2 separate regions of the Homo sapiens genome follow, and region 2 is linked to region 1. A link is an interaction called in ENCODE POLR2A ChIA-PET data of the cell type or tissue named here. Cell type or tissue: HepG2. All regions are shown on one strand.

The links. Peaks named below come from ENCODE experiments on the same cell type or tissue, not always from the same donor. Only the 100,000 strongest peaks of a DNase experiment are listed, where the experiment ranks them.
Region 2: POLR2A ChIA-PET joins it to region 1 with 33 read pairs; 4 of 35 experiments call an interaction of 5 or more read pairs at or near these places.

The regions. Positions count from the first base shown.
Region 1 is chr1:12,524,229-12,532,228 of GRCh38, forward strand. It overlaps LINC02766 (long intergenic non-protein coding RNA 2766), which reads left to right and starts at 1,325. Exons shown (of 3, transcript NR_187319.1): 1 at 1,325-1,399; 2 at 3,217-3,564; 3 at 3,822-4,864. In HepG2, no CTCF peak of the experiment used is centred here; DNase peaks (open chromatin) are centred at 1,323, 1,693, 4,353 and 5,323; H3K4me3 peaks cover 628 bases.
Region 2 is chr1:12,398,901-12,406,900 of GRCh38, forward strand. VPS13D (vacuolar protein sorting 13 homolog D) reads left to right here. Exons shown (of 70, transcript NM_015378.4): 61 at 1,281-1,430; 62 at 2,708-2,804; 63 at 4,925-5,073. Among named protein-coding and RNA genes, the nearest start is that of SNORA59A, 100 kb to the right of the region's middle. RefSeq lists a silencer at 6,656-6,950. In HepG2, a CTCF peak has its summit at 7,247; DNase peaks (open chromatin) are centred at 3,521, 6,851, 7,251 and 7,801; H3K4me3 peaks cover 608 bases.

The DNA.
Region 1 (8,000 bases):
TCTATTAACGAAATTAAATTTTTAATTAAAAACCTTCCCCTACACAAAAAATCCAGGCCCAGATGGCTTCACTTGAGTGAATTCCACTCAAGGAAAAATTACTATCAACCCTACACAAATCCACACTAGAGAAGAAAGCACTTTCCAATTCATTTTATGATAAACAAACTATAGTATACCATAAGGTTGGAATACTACGCAGCAATGAAAACCCACAAACTGCTGACACACAAAGCCACCTAGAGGAGCTCAGAATCATGCAGAGTGAAAGGAGGGTAATGGCCAAGCTAAGCTTTAAAAAAAGAGTTAGTGGTGTGAAGAGGCATGAATGGGAGTGAGCAGAGAGAGATTTTCTCTTTGAGAACAGGAAGCCAGTGACCTAAATGAGTAAAGGTGCCTCCGGCCTTGGCTGCTCCCTGAGATAGAGAACTGGGAGATAGCCGGGCACGGTGGCTCACGCCTGTAATCCCAGCACTTTGGGAGGCCGAGGCAGGTGGATCACAAGGTCAGGAGACCAAGACCATCCTGGCTAACACGGTGAAACCCCGTCTCTACTAAAAATACAAAAAATTAGCTGGACATGGTGGCAGGCGCCTGTAGTCCCAGCTACTCAGGAGGCTGAGCAAGAGAATCACTTGAACCTGGGAGGCAGAGGTTGCAGTGAGCCGTGATCGCGCCACTGCACTCCAGCCTGGGCAACAGAATGAGACTCCATCTCAAAAAAAAAAAAAAAGAGAACTGGGAGGCCATCTTAGGTGACGGGTTTCACTTTGGACACATTGAACATGGGGCCCTGCAGAGCATCCAGTTAGCAGCATTAGAAAGGTAGAGATGGGGGAGTCATTCTTTTGGAGACAGTAGTTTGTTAGTTTGTTTGTTTGTTTATTTTTTGGAGACAGAGTCTCACTCTGCTGCCCAGTCTGGAGTGCAGTGCTGCGATCTCAGCTCACTGCAACTTCTGCCTCCCAGGTTCAAGCGATTCTCCTGCCTCAGCCTCCTGAGTAGCTGCGACTACAGAAATGTGCCACCACGCCTGGCTAATTTTTGTGTTTTTAGTAGAGACGGGGGAGACAGTAGTTTAAATAAGTCCTGGCGTGAATGCCTTACCCAGAGGGGGCATAAAATGAGGGGTCTAAGGCCAGCACCCTGGGAAATGTCAACGTAAGAACTGCCAGGGGAGGAGGATCCAGGAAGGGTCAGTGATGGGGATGACAAAGGGGGTGTCATGGGGAAAAGGGCAGAGGAGGAGGGACTAGTGACCACCTCTGCTCTGAGGTCATGTGGAGCAAGACTGAAAAGAGGCCGGGGATTGGGAAATGAGGCCACTGGTGGCCTTGTCCCTGGCGGCTCTGGGATGTGGGCCAGAAGCCAGTCCCTGGTGTTGAAATAGGATCCAAAGGTGAAGAAGGGAGTGTAGATGTATCTTTAAAATTTGACTGTGGGAGGGAGGGTGGTTTTGGTTTTTGCCATGTTGGTGTTTTAAAAGCAGCAGGGAGTTGAGCTGCTTGTGGACTGGAAGGAAGGAGCCAGCAGACAGGGAGGAGAGGAGGGGAAGTGGGTAGTGAAGGGGAGAGAGAATAGCCAGGGGTGGTGGGCAGAAGGAGAGGAAATGGAACCCTAGAGGCCTGGGCAGGAGGCCTCTTGCTGTTGAGCTGCGGCCGGCTGTATTTTGAGACCTTAACCTTCACCTTCTCAGCTGTGTTGGATGCGGCCTCCAGAGGCCCAGGAGAGGTGGGGATCAGACGGGGTTCAACAGGGAGCCAGAACCATGAGGTCTGTCGTGGAATAAAGGATGTATTCTAGGAGTCAGGCCTCACCCAGCTGTGGCGGGGGTGGAGGGCAAGGAGGACTGCCGAGGGGGCTGGGGTGGGCGTCTTTGGGAGGTGTCTTCTGTGAGTTTGCAGCAAAGGGTCTGGGGTGGGTCTGGGGTGGGCCTGGGGTCGGCCTGGGGTCAGTGTTGGTCAGCAAGGCCAGCCTCACCTTTGCCTCTCAAATCACGGGTGCCTTCCCTCTTGACAACTCTGCCCTGAGACCTACAGGAAGTGGATTCTGAGAAATATGGCTTCCACCGTTACCAAGTGGACCAGCGCTGTCCCATAGAAATAATGCAAGTCACCCGGGCTCCTGGAATCCCAGCACTTTGGGAGGCCGAGGCAGGCGGATCCCTTGAGGCCAGGAGTTTGAGATCAGCCTGGCCAACATGGCGAAACACCATCTCTATCTTTACTAAAAATATAAAAATGAGCTGGGCATGGCGATGCATGCCTGTAATCCCAGGACGTTGCAGTGAGTGAGATGGTGCCACTGCACTCCAGCCGGGGCAACAGAGCAAGACTCTGTATCCAAAAAGAAAAACAAAGAAACAATGCAAGTCACACATGTAATTTAAAATTGTCTAGGCTGGGAGCAGTGGCTGACACCTATAATCCCAGTACTTTGGGAGGCTGAGGCGGGAGGATTGCTTGAGCTCAGGAGTTCAAGACCAGCTGGGGAAACATAGTGAGAACTTGTCTCTATTTTAAAAATTAAAAAAAAAAAATGAGCTGGGCATCGTGGCACATGTCTGTAGTCCCAGCTACTAGGGAGGCTGAGGCTTCTTGAGCCCAGGAGGTAGAGGCTGCAGTGAGCTGAGATCGAACCACTGCACTCCAGCCTCGGCAACAGAGCAAGACCCTGTCACTAAAAAATAAAAATAAATAGGCTGGGCATGGTGGCTCACGCCTGTAACCCCAGCACTTTGGGAGGCTGAGGCTGGCAGATCATGAGGTCAGGAGTTTGAGACCAGCCTCACCAACATGGTGAAACCCCGTCTCTACTAAAAATAGAAAAATTAGTCAGGTGTGGTGGCACACACCTGTAATCCCAGCTACTCGGGAGGCTGAGGCAGGAGAATTGCTTGAACCTGGGAGGCGGAGGTTGCAGTGAGCCGAGATTGCGCCATTGCACTCTAGCCTGGGTGACAGAGTGAAACTCCATCTCAAAAAATAATAAATAAATAAATAAATAAATATAAAAAGAAATAAAAATAAAATTTTCTAGGTGACCCATTTTTTAAGAAGGAAAAAGAAATGGAAAGTTAATTTTAATAATTAAAGACAATATGTCCAAGACATTATCATGTAATGTATAATCATTAGAAAACATTGTTAATGAGATGCTTTATGTTGTGATTTTGCACTAAATCTTTGAAATGTGGTGCCTGTTTCACACTTACAGAACAGCTCAACTCCAAATAGGCGCATTTCCATCGCCTCCATCGCCGCTGTAGCTGGTGGCTGTCAGATTGGACAGCACGGTAGAGGCGGGTCAGGAAATGCAAGGAGAGCACTTTTGGAAGCGTCTGGATCCTGGGCCCTCGGGGAGGGCAGGGCCTGGGTCCTGATGTGAGGAGCCTGGAGCCTGTCCGTGGCCGAGAGGGCCTCCTTCCTCCTTCCTGGCCGACACGTCACCTGCTCCGTCCAGTCCACGAGAAGCAGCTGTGGCCCAAGCCCATGACCTGCCTTTCTTCCCCAGCGTCACCATCTGTGGCAGCCTGGGATACGCATGAGCTCCTCAGGAGGGCGGGTGAGTGGACTTTCCAGCGCGGGCTGGAGGTGATCTCAAAGGGCACAAGGGTTGGAACTGAACCAGCCATGCCAGGGGACGCGGGTTTGGTCGGAGCCCTGTGGGAAGGGAAGGCCCCTCTGCTCCAGGCCCTCCAGGATCTCCAACCATGGCCCAAATGGCCACCATGATGATGCCCACCTACGGGCTTTGGTGCTTCGGGAGTGTCTTGCTGGGTGAAGGGCAGGTCGCTATCAGATGCATCTGTTTAATTTTAGAGCTCCGTGGAACACACATCTGGATGACAGGAGGGAGCCAGGAGCTGTGAGAAGACGGGGGAGCTGCCGCCGCAAGAATGCAAGACCCACGGGCTCTACGATGCGGGGGAGCAGCGGGCATCTGAGGAAGGGGCGTCAGGGGCACATGGCCAGCCCTCTTCACCCCACAGTCTGCCCCAGGCCAGCCCCACTAGGAGTGACCCATTTTCTCCTAGCAGGATTCCTTGCATGGGGTGGCCTGGACCCAAAACACCCGCTCTGAGGATTCCCTGTTAACCACAGAGAAGGTTGACTCAAGTTTCTTTATTTGGCCATGAAACTGTGGGGCATCTCACGGTGCTTCTTGGGTCCACTGGAGAGCCCTGGAAGCTCAGAAGAGGCAAGAGGGGCCTACTTCTCCCTTGTTTGGGCTTTGTTTGCTAAATACCAATATTAGATTAGGCAACTCTGCAAACAAAACCAAGGCCTGGCCAGCTGCCCAGGGTGTTTAAAGTCCAAGACATGAAGGCAGGACGTGTGCCCGTGGACTTGCACACGCAAGCAGGCCGAGGGGAGAGCAGCCCGGCAGAGACCTTGGTGGTCCAGGGCTGAGCAAAGGCTTCCCCCACCGGTCCATCCCAGTGCGCTCAGCACAGGAGTTAGCGGCCACACACTTCAACCATTGTCTTATTTTAGAAAATGACATCTGCTGGGCGCGGTGACTCACGCCTGTAATCCCAGCATTTTGAGAGGGCAAGGTCAGGAGTGATCACTTTGGGTGGACCACGAGGTCAGGAGTTCAAGATCAGCCTGGCCAACATGGTGAAACTCCGTCTCTACTCAAAATACAAAAATTAGCCAGGCGTGGTGGCTCACACTTATAATCCCAGCTACCTGGGAGGCTGAGGCAGGAGAATGGCTTGAACCTGGGAGGCGGAGGTTGTAGTGAGCCGAGACTGCTCCACTGGACTGCAGCCTGGGTGACAGAGCGAGACTCCGTCTCAAAAAAAAAAAAAAAGAAGATGACATCCATGATGTTAATAAAAGCGGAGGTATTAGGGGAAGGGAGACATCCTGTCAACTTTTCATCAGCTCACATTTGACCCTCAGCTTTTTTCTGTTAATCTAGTTATCATATCAACAGCGTTCTCACAAATGACCAAAGACAGTGTCGGTGGCTCTTAGTGTTTGAAAGTAAAAATGTATAATATTTTTAAAATGCCAACAGACTGAAAACAGGAATGAGGCATCATTGGTTGTAAACTGTCTCCTGAGCTGGTAATTCCATCTCCATCTCAAGCAGAAAAAACATACCCGTGTGCCCAGGGGCTCTCACCCCAGCACACCTCTTGCCCACTTAGCCTAGTTGATGGTCAAATTACTGAGTGGAGTTTAAATGCCCTTCAGACTTTATAGGTGGAATTCCTGAAACGCGTCTATCTGGAAGAGGAGAGGTAGTAGTATTGGGAAGGGAACAGGAAGTAGGCGGTGTGGAGTGCTGTTTGTTAAATGCTATCTCTTACCGTCTGTGTTTGTTTCTACTTAGCTTGCCTTATCTCTCTCCTCCCGCCCACTCTGTCATTCAACTACCCAGTTCCCCACCCTGGTTTCTTGTGTATTTTTTTCCAGGAAGACACACACACACACACACATTTATATATATATAAAATAGGCCAGATCCCATCCTTCCTGGGTCCACCCTTCCTGGGCAGCCCCTCAACCCAGCACACAAACACACTGTTATTTTTCTCATCTCAATTCTCAATCCACCCTTGATCTTGTACCCCAATCCAGCCACTGCTCAATTCTTTGCTTTCTTTAAAATACAATTTGTCAAATTATATGTATGTGTGTTGGCAATTACATATATACCTGTATATTTACTCTCCACCCCTCTTTTTTCTTTTCTTTTTTCTTTTTTTTTGATGGAGTCTTGCTCTGTCACCCAGACTGTAGTGCAGTGGCCCAATCTTGGCTCACTGCAACCTCCACCTCCCGGGTTCAAGCGATTCTCCTAGCTCAGCCCCCCAAGTAGCTGGGATTACAGGTGTGTGCCACCATGCCTGGCTAATTTTATTTTTTGTATTTTTAGTAGAGACAGAGTTTCACTATGTTGGCCAGGCTGGTCCCGAACTCCTGGCCTCAAATGATCTGCCCGCCTTGGCCTCCCAAAGTGCTGGGATTACAGGCGTGAGCCACCACACCCAGCCTCTCTTTTTATTTTTTACAAAGATTCTAGCTTAGTACTTCCTTGCATTTTTCACTTTGTCTTGGAGATCATTCCTTATCAGCACATGACCTTTCTTTTATTTTTTATTTTTAAAGGCTTGTCAAGTGAAGCGGTGGGAGTGGAGAAGGAGCAAAGAAATCTGTTAACTGGTTGGGATCGGTGAGTTGTAAGCAGCCGCATAAAGAACATTTCTGTTTTCTTGGATTACAACATGATTTCCATTGTATAGAAATACCGTATTTATTCCGCCAGTCCCCCACCCATAGTCACTTAAGTTGTTTCCAGCCTTCCCAATCTTCTTGCTGTTACAAGGCTGCCACGAATCACCTTGTGTATACTTGATTTTTCTGATAAGTTAAAAAGTCCTAGAGGAGAAATTGCCCAATCCTTTGTGCACCTGTAATTTTGATAAATATTGCTAAGTTGCCTTCCATAAGGTTTGTACCAATTTACACAGCCACCGGCAATGAATGAGAGTGCACTTACCCACACCCCTACCAATGCAATCTGTTAGCAAATTTTCTGAACTTTGCCAATTTGGAGAAAATGGGTATTTCAGCGTAGTTTGAATGTATACTTACTTCTCTTGTGGGAAATTATGTTTAAGAGCCATTTCCTTTTCCGTGAACTATGTTTTAAAAATCTTTTCTGGTTTGTTTGTTTTATTGAGATGGAGTCTCACTCTGTTCCCCAGGCTGGAGTGCAGTGTGGTGCAATCTCAGCTCACTGCAGCCTCCGTCTCCCGGGTTCAAGTGATTCTCCTCCTCAGCCTCCCAAGTAGCTGGGAACTATAGGGTCGCGCCACCACACCCGGCTAATTTTTGTATTTTTAGTGGAGACAGGGTTTCACCAGGTTGGCCAGGCTGGTCTTGAACTCCTGACCTCAAGTGATCTGCCTGCCTTGGCTTCCCAAAGTGCTGGGATTACAGGCATGAGCCACCGTGCTCAGCCTCTTATCTGTTTTTTTATCCTTATCTGTGTTTTCAATCCTTATCTGCTTATTTTAAAGGCTGAAACAAATCCCTAAATGTTAAAAAAAAAAAAAATAGAAAAATTATACAGCAGCACTCTTGTTCTAGCCTCTTATCATGGGATAGCTTCCCATGATTAACTTGAATTATCTTGAGACAAAGACCTGGAGAAGAACAGGGGCACAGGAGTCTCAGAGACTGGGGAGAATCCTGCCCAAGCTGCCCCATTCTCTGGAGGCCTGGCCACAGGGCAGGGCCCAGAGGCTCAGGCTGTCACCACCTTGGGGAAGAGTCCCCTTCTCCAGCTCTGTCCCCCTGACACATGAACACAGCTCCCCTTCAGGCTGACTCTCCTGCCTAGGCCCAGCATCCCATCCTCTCTTGCCTACTGAAAGACACTGTATCTAAAGCTGTCCACTCACTGTCCCCGATCACCAGATCCCACTACTCCTGGATCCCTCCTGGACCCACCCCTCCTGGGTAGCCCCACCAGCACACAAACACACTGTTACTTCTCGCCTCTTATCCACCCTTGATCCTGTAGCCCAATCCAGCCACTGCTCAATTCTTTGCTGTCTTTATTTTTATTATTTTCACTTATTTATTTTTTTGAGACTGAGTCTTGCTCTGTCTCCCAGGCTGGAGCACAGTAGCGCGATCTCAGCTCGCTGCAGCCTCCGCCCCCCAGGTTCAAGCAATTCCCCTGCCTCAGCCTCCCCAGTAGCTGGGATTACAGGCACACACCACAACGCCCAGCCAACTTTTGTTATTTTTAGTAGAGACAGGGTTTTGCCATGTTGGTCAGGCCGGTTTAAACTCCTGACCTCAGGTGATCCGCCCGCCGTGGCCTCCCAAAGTGCTGGGATTACAGGCGTGAGCCACTGCGCCCAGCCTGGCTCTCTTTAAAAATATAATTTCTCAAAAGATTGAAGTTTCTCTCTCCGCCTTCTCTTCTCATAGTCTCTGTTGCAAACCCTCTATATTGCTATTGATTTGTTA
Region 2 (8,000 bases), 130 kb before region 1:
CCGAGATTCAAGTTCTAGTTTTGCCACTGACCAGCAGTGTGACCTGAAGCAAGGGCCTCTCTTCTCAGCTTCTTCCTCTGTGATATAAGGACAGAGCTCATGAAGTTGTCATAAGGATGGCAGCAAACCCTTAGTTTAACCACCAGCGTTACAGGTATGATGTGACTTGGGATCATGCATATGAAGTGGCTAGCATGGAGCTTCGCACATAGTATCACCTGTTTTATTTTTTTAATTAAATTTTTTGTTTCATTCAGCAGGTTGTGGACTTAAAAAATTACTTTTTTCAAATAGTTGATTTTTTTTTTTTTTTTGAGACGGAGTCTCTCTCTGTCACCCAGGCTGGAGTGCAGTGGCGCTATCTCGGCTCACTGCAACCTCTGCTTCCTGGGTTCAAGTGATTCTCCTGCCTCAGCCTCCTGAGTAGCTGGGATTACAGGGGCCCACGACCACGTCCAGCTAATTTTTGTATTTGTAGTAGAGACGGGGTTTCATCATGTTGGCCAGGCTGGTCTCAAACTCCTGACCTCGTGATCCGCCTGCCGCAACCTCCCAAAGTGCTGGGATTACAGGTGTGAGCCACTGCGCCTGGCCAGTAGTTGATTTTTTAACCAATGAATAAAAATTGTGTATAGTTGGCTGAGTGCGGTGGCTCACGCCTGTAATCCCAGCCCTTTGGGAGGCCAAGGTGGGCAGATCACCTGAGGTCAGGAGTTCAAGACCAACCTGACCAACATGGAGAAACCCCGTCTCTACTAAAAATATAAAATTAGCCGGGCATAGTGGTGCATGCCTGTAATCCCAGCTACTCAGGAGGCTGAGGCAGGAGAATCGCTTGAATCCAGGAGGCAGAGGTTGCAGTGAGCCAAGATTCCGCCACTGCACTTCAACCTGGGCAACAAGAGTGAAACTGTCTCAGAAAAACAAAAAAATATGTATATATTCATCGTGTACAACATGATGTTTGGAAATATTTTTATGTTGTGGAATGGCTAAATTGAGCTAATATATGTATTGCCTCACATACTTATTTTTTTGAGGTGAGAAAACAAAACCTATTCTCTTAGAAAAGCACTCCCCTAATGAAATTTAGCATCTGTTATTATGACTGCTTACTTTATTATGACTGCCCTTTTGTGAACTGCTATTGAGATCGAGTGAAATGACAAGGGTACTTTCTGAGCAACCTGCGCATTATGAGGCCCCACTCAAGCGTAAAAATGAAAACTGAGCCACTGGTCTGTTTTTGTTTTTGCTTTGCTACCTTTCCATGGCCGTAGGTGGACAATCAGCTCATTGGTACCACGCAGCCCTTCATGCTCTATGTGACTCCCCTGAGCAATGAGAATGAGGTCATCGAGACCGGCCCAGCTGTGCAAGTCAACGCAGTGAAGTTCCCCAGTAAGAGTGCACTGACCAACATCTACAAGGTGGGCTGGTGGAGGAGGCTGGTGGGTTGATGCCATGCTGGAACGTTGATTTGTTCTCTCACAGCCAAGTCTCAGAGCAGCAGTGCCGGGTGCTGATGGGAATAGCTCTGCAGGGTTAAACCACATGTGACATAATAGATTGTTTGGAGGAATTGACAGGAACTCCTCCTTCTCAGTTGTGTTTTCAGTGACCTTGCAGGTGACAGTTTGATGGTACTGAGTCCATATAGGCCAGAGTCCATATTCATCAGAGTGAAGTCACTGTAGGAAAGTATAGCATCTTCTAGATAGGTCAGGACCAGGCATGATCCAGATCTATTATTAAAAATAGAATAACCCCAGCTGGGCTCACTGGCTCTCACCTGTAATCTCAGCACTTTGGGAGGCTAAGGCGGGTGGATCTCTTGAGCCCAGGAGTTTGAGACCAGCTTGGGAAACATGGTGAAACCTCATTTCTATAAAAAATACAAAAATTAGCTGGACCTGGTGGCAAGCACCTGTGGTCCCAACTACTTACTTAGCAGGCTGAGGTGGGAGGTCCTGAGCCTGGGAGTTCGAGGCTACAGCGAGTCACGATCACACCACTGCACTCCAGCCTGGGTGATAGAGTGAGATGTGCACCTGCGCGCGCGCACACACACACACACACACACACACACACACACACACACACAATAACCCTGAAATATTGGGAAAGGGCTATGATGGGTCTGACCTTGAGACAGACGTGCTGCTACCTAAGTTACCACACTGTTTACCAAAAGCAGATAGTTACAAATGATAAACTTTCTTTCTTGGAGGAGTCTCCACGCACAAGCTAGCTGTTCCAGCAGCAAACTCTGGAAAAGTGGGAGCCAACCAGGGGTTGCTTCCCATATTTCTGGTCCTTTATCACCAGTGCTGATGGGACCAAGCCTGCCTGTAGCCCTCGGATCCACAAGCCCAGCCATGCTGCTCCTTAAATTAGCTGCCATCCATCTGAGCACACACCATAAAGTTCATCCACCACAGTGCATCTGAGGCTGGAATCCTGACTAATGAGGCCCAGATTGCCTGGGAACCAAACAATAGAATGGCAAACCATCTATTAAACATCTTTTGGAGTTTTTAGTTAATCATAACAATATAGAGAGAGATAACCCAGAAATAATTTGGCATTATAGTTATAAAGCCACATGATTAATGAAAGCATACCATGTCATTGAGGCCTTCTTAATAGCACAGATGAATGTTCCTTCTGGTGTTCACACTTTAAATCAGAATTTCTTTATCTCTAGCATCTGATGATCACAGCTCAGAGATTCACAGTGCAAATTGAGGAGAAACTGCTCCTCAAGCTGCTAAGTTTCTTTGGCTACGATCAAGCAGAATCAGGTAATGTTGAATGTTCTATGTCTGTGTTTGGGAATTGGTCCAAAGATGGTATTTTTGAGTCTGTTTGTAAAAATAGGTAGCCCCTTGGTGTCTGATAGGCTCCCTTTCCACATCTCAGCCTGAGCTAGGAAGCTAAGGCTTGTGTTTCAGTTGTGCTTTTTCAAAGTATTACTTGTTGTCTGAGTTATCTCTGTGAACTAAAGGAGCCATTCAGAGGGTCTTCTGGAATCCTGGAGTATCCAGTGGTATACCTTTGGGAAGCAGTATACTATTCCTCTTTGCTTTGCATTTTTTTGATTCATCTGCTCTAGGATGACAGAAATGATATTAGTCATTTAGCAAACCATTTTGTTTCCTAACCTTTGTTTCTTAAACAGACTCCAGGCCAAGAATCAGAAATCCCTTTGGCAGTTCCTTTGGTTTAGTTGAGAAAATAAAATTGGCTAGCCTCAATTCATTAACTTTTGACATCCAAACCCTTGTGCCTTTTTGTAATTACAAAGGTTTCTGCTTATTTACTCTCTTCTTTGTAGAAGAGAGTAAGATAAGCTATTGAAAAGCCCAGGTTTCCAGCAGTGCTACAGAAATAATTGAGCTGTTGCTTCTTTTCGATTCCTCATCACAGCCTTTCCTTCCGCTCTTAGATGGGCTTTTCATGGCTGTGTATACAGCTTAGAAAAAAGTCAGTAATACTCAGTCTTTTGAAGCCTAAACTAAATATTGAGCCTGAAGAAATGATAAGAAAGAGGCTTTTATGTTTATCTGCCCATGTTGGCTAGAGAAAAAAATCACTGGGAATGTGTGTACACATGTACATACATACACACAATGCAAGAAAAATATTTTTGTTCTTTTTATCCCAGATTTAGAATTTAAGCTTTAAGAGTATTTGGGATCAAGAGCAAGATCCTGTCTGTTTAATGCTGTGTTTTCCACTTTGGGTTGGAACGCCAGTGTTTATTTGTATTCAGACAGCCACTTGGGAGCCTGCCTGCCAGGTATCCATTCTGTTTTGGTACCTTCCTGGGAAGTTTTACTTTAAATTTGATTCGACATGCTTTTCTTGTAAATTTTCTTATAAGTTGCTGTAATAAATTTCTCCTCAAGCATGGATTTAGACTTTTGTAAAATCCTTGCCTGCCTTTCACTGAAGTGGGAGCTGACTAAGGGGTTGCTTCCCATGTTTTTGGTATGTTGTCACCAGTGCTGATGGGATGGGACAGAGGCAGCATGCAGCCCTCAGGTCCACAAGCCCAGTCCTGCTGCTCCTTAAAGTACCTGCCATCCTGTCTGTAGCTGTTTCTGCTTCCTCAGCATAAATGGGCAGGTCTCTGTTGCAGTATCATTTTTCTGTAAGTAGCACTGATGATAGCTTACAACATAAATGTGTTTGATAAGTAGGTATGTGCCAGCTCTCTGGTTTTATTTCCAAGGCACGTGAAGCCAAGGCAAAATATGCTGCCCAGTTGGATGTGCATACAGCATCAAGTGCAAAGAGCACATTGCTGTGTTGTAGCCCATGCTACTCCTGCTACTCCTTTTATTTCATGAGATGGCAAGTAAAAAATCTGCCTTGATTGTCCTATTTAAATGGATGTCCACCATTTGGGAGACAGGGCGCTGCTTGTAGTGATATTACGTCTTTACAGCCCGCAGCCTGATTCTTTTTCAGGCATTTATGTTTCACTCAGATTCGTGAATTGGTGATATCCATTTTGATTCAGTTACACTGCACTCCAAGACCTTATTTGGATATGATCCTAGGAAAATAAATTTAGATAATCTGGGTCATTGATAATAACATTGCTAACAAATACACCTGTGGCCTTTGGCTTTTCCATCTGGATGATTTTTTCCAAAGATGACATCTGTTGGATGGTATGGAGTCACAAGTTAACATGCTAGTCTTCTTTTTTGATAAACAACACAAAACAGATCTACTCTTACAAAGAATGGCATCAGAATACTATACACGTCACTGTACCCTCACAAACTAAATCGAGAGTGATAGATGGTTTCCTTTTTTTGATGATTTTTTTCTATGTGAATACAAAGTGGATTCTGTGGATCATGAGACTAAGAAATTCTTTTTTGTTTTTTTAATTCTTCCTTTGTACCAGAGGTGGAAAAATATGATGAAAACCTCCATGAAAAGACAGCTGAGCAAGGTGGAACACCAATTCGATACTACTTTGAAAATCTCAAAATCAGCATTCCTCAGATCAAGCTAAGTGTGTTCACCTCCAACAAGCTCCCATTGGATCTTAAGGTGAGCTGCTATTTGGGTAAATTTTTTTAGATGATTTTTCCTTGGAAAAGAATGAGTGTGTTTACTATTTGTTGTTTGTTGTTGTGTGTGTGTGTGCTTTTTTTTTTGTCCCTCATCATCATTCATAGCAGACATTTTATTTTTACAGATTTCCTTTTTCAGAAGGTTTATTGACTTACGTGTATTTGTCTTTAAAAAAAAAAAAAAAACGAAACTTAAATACGACATTGCCGAAGATCAAGGAGTAGCTCAAGAGATTCACAGATAATTCTGTAAAACCCATTTGCTCTCTGTTTAGCTCCTGGCTTACCTCAGTGAGATAAAAGCCTTTTTCCTAAAGTTGTGTCCAGGATCAAGAGAAAAAGCAGTCAAGACAGCATCTTCTTTTTGTGCCCGAGGCCTGCTCACCTTCCTACTTCTCTCTTCCTAAGTATCCACCTCTTTTTGAATGATTGTCACTAGGATTGTCTACTAGGAGTGTTTAAAGTCGACTCAGCCCACTTACCCACTGGGATATGGCCTTCTCTACCACCACATCAGGATGAAGCCCTTAGACCATCTTGATGACTACTTACTAGACACAGCCTGAACACCGTCTTCATTTTCAGCCATAAAGTTTATCTTCATCAAGGAAGAAAGCTGGGATTCAAATCCAAGCCTGTCTGACTCTAAAGTCTATTTTTTTTTTCACTATACTATGCTTCCCCATAGAACATAAGGAACCAGAGAATTTTAGACCTGTGAGTCCTCAGTGATGTACTTGCTTGGTAGACAGGGAAATTGAAGTTCAAAGTGTTTTGTCAGTCAAGGCTGTGTGGCTAGGAAGTGATAGGAGCAGGAGTGGATCCAGGGGTGTTAGAAAGTCTTTCCTTAGTTTGAGTCAAAGTCAGCCCCCTGCAGCTTGGACCCATTGGTTCTGGTTTTTCATTCTGTTGCACTTAAAGATAATACTCAAGACCTCCATCTTCCTACTAACCACCAGTCGAGGACTCTTCTCACTGCCCCATGCTGCCTCCTCTAAGATGCTACAAGATAGTCATCTTGCTGCGCAGAAACAGCTAGAGATATGAGCAGATAAGAAGTAAGTCTAGGGTCCTAACGTAGATGCCCGCAGGAGCTGCGCTGGCGATGCAGCGAGTGGAGCTGCACACCGGGGTGGTGTCGTGTCTGCCCAACCAGGAGTGCCTGCTCCATCTGAAGGGGCCGCCACAACCCGCTCCAGCCGCTTGCTGTCATGGAGGAATGTGAACCTGGTGTTGCCAGATCTTCAGATTTTTAAAGAGAAACCGGAAATCTGGATTTTTATGTGGAATCTCCTGGTTTTTAAACATTGGCAACCAATTCAAGTTTTTTGGTTTTTTTAAACCTTGTGGGCCTAACAAAACACATGTGTGGGCCTCATGTGGCCGTGTCTGCCAACTCACAGCTTCTAAAATTGACACACAGGTAATGAGACAGTAGTCTGGTCAACATCAGATCACATTTGGGTAAGGGTAGGGCAAGGGTGACAGCATTGGGGTGGCAAACTGGGGCCAAGCCACAGGGAGTGCTGGTGGGGACCTGGAGCAGGAATGGCTCTTGCAGCCATCTCTGGAAGAGTGCAGCGTGCCCTTCACTCACTGCCCTGTCTGCTTCATTCGCTTTAATTTCATGTTTCCCAGGAGATTAAAGATACTTATAGTTAGCATGGGAGTGAGGGGAAAACCATGGGAAAACCACTATCTTGTTAATATCCACAAGTATCCACTTGACTTGTGTGACCTTTGGAATGGGTTTGTTTGATAAAGTATATATTCACCCAGAGCACTTGGCACTTGCCCAGCAAACCAATGTGAAGCATTTCCTGAGGGTTGAGGACTTCTTGTTTTTAAAATCATCTTACTAAGAAACACAGACACCTCACTATTCCCTTCAAATTGCTCCCAGCAGAAAACTCCCCAGACTGAGAAAAGCAGTCTGATTTTCTGCAGTTGAAGTAGCTCCAGCCCCCCCCAGTTACATGATGGTTGTGTGTGCGCTCGGCATACAATCAACGAAATCATTTCAGTTGAATGTTTCATCTGGCACTGAATTGAAGGAACATTTTCAGGGCATTTTTCAAATCATTGTGAAACAATTACATGGAGCAGCCATGTGATGAGGTGTGTAGGGGGCACGCCGAGTGTAGTAAGTTAATGTTTCCAGCAGGGTGCGGGGAATTGGGACTAAAGAGTTAAATTCTCAGCTTGTGGGAGTCACATTTTACTGTGTCTTGAGTCTCCTAGTGGAGTCTGGGACTCATAAAATAATGTCATTTATTCAAAGAGTTTTCTAACAGAGTAATATGCCTTTATTAGTAGCTCTTAGAAGGGTACTATGCTCTTTTAGATGAATATATAATGGCTAAAAGTGTGTGCTTAGAAAATGGAGTCCTGTCCCTGAACAGGAGTCACGAGAGCCTGACTAAAAGGTAAACCACGTCTTTGGTATTGAAGGAATAATTATCTTGATTCTTCTGACTCCAGGCCAGAAGTGAGACTGTCAGAAATCTCAGAGGGAAGTCTCTTCAGGTTTACACTGAGGGTACATTGTTGCCAGATATAGTGTCTGTTCAAAAGGACTGAAAGCAGTTTCACATCTGCTATCTCAATTGGATTCCTTACTCTGCGGTGGAAGAATGGGGAGATAATAGTCCCATTTCACAAATGCAGAGACCAAAGCACAGCATTCCTGCCTGACTCCCCATTCTCTCCATTCTCTCAAGTTTGCGTGTTAGAAAGTGGCCGAGTGATACTGAAAATGCCAGGTAGTTTATACGTGTTTTTGGCTTTTTTTAAAGATCAAAAGAGGCCAGGAGCCTTTAAACGGTTTCATGAGGTGGCCTACAGCAGTCCTTTTTCCATTTAGAGCATTGGGGTATTACAAAAGAAGGGCTTTAATTGAGCAAT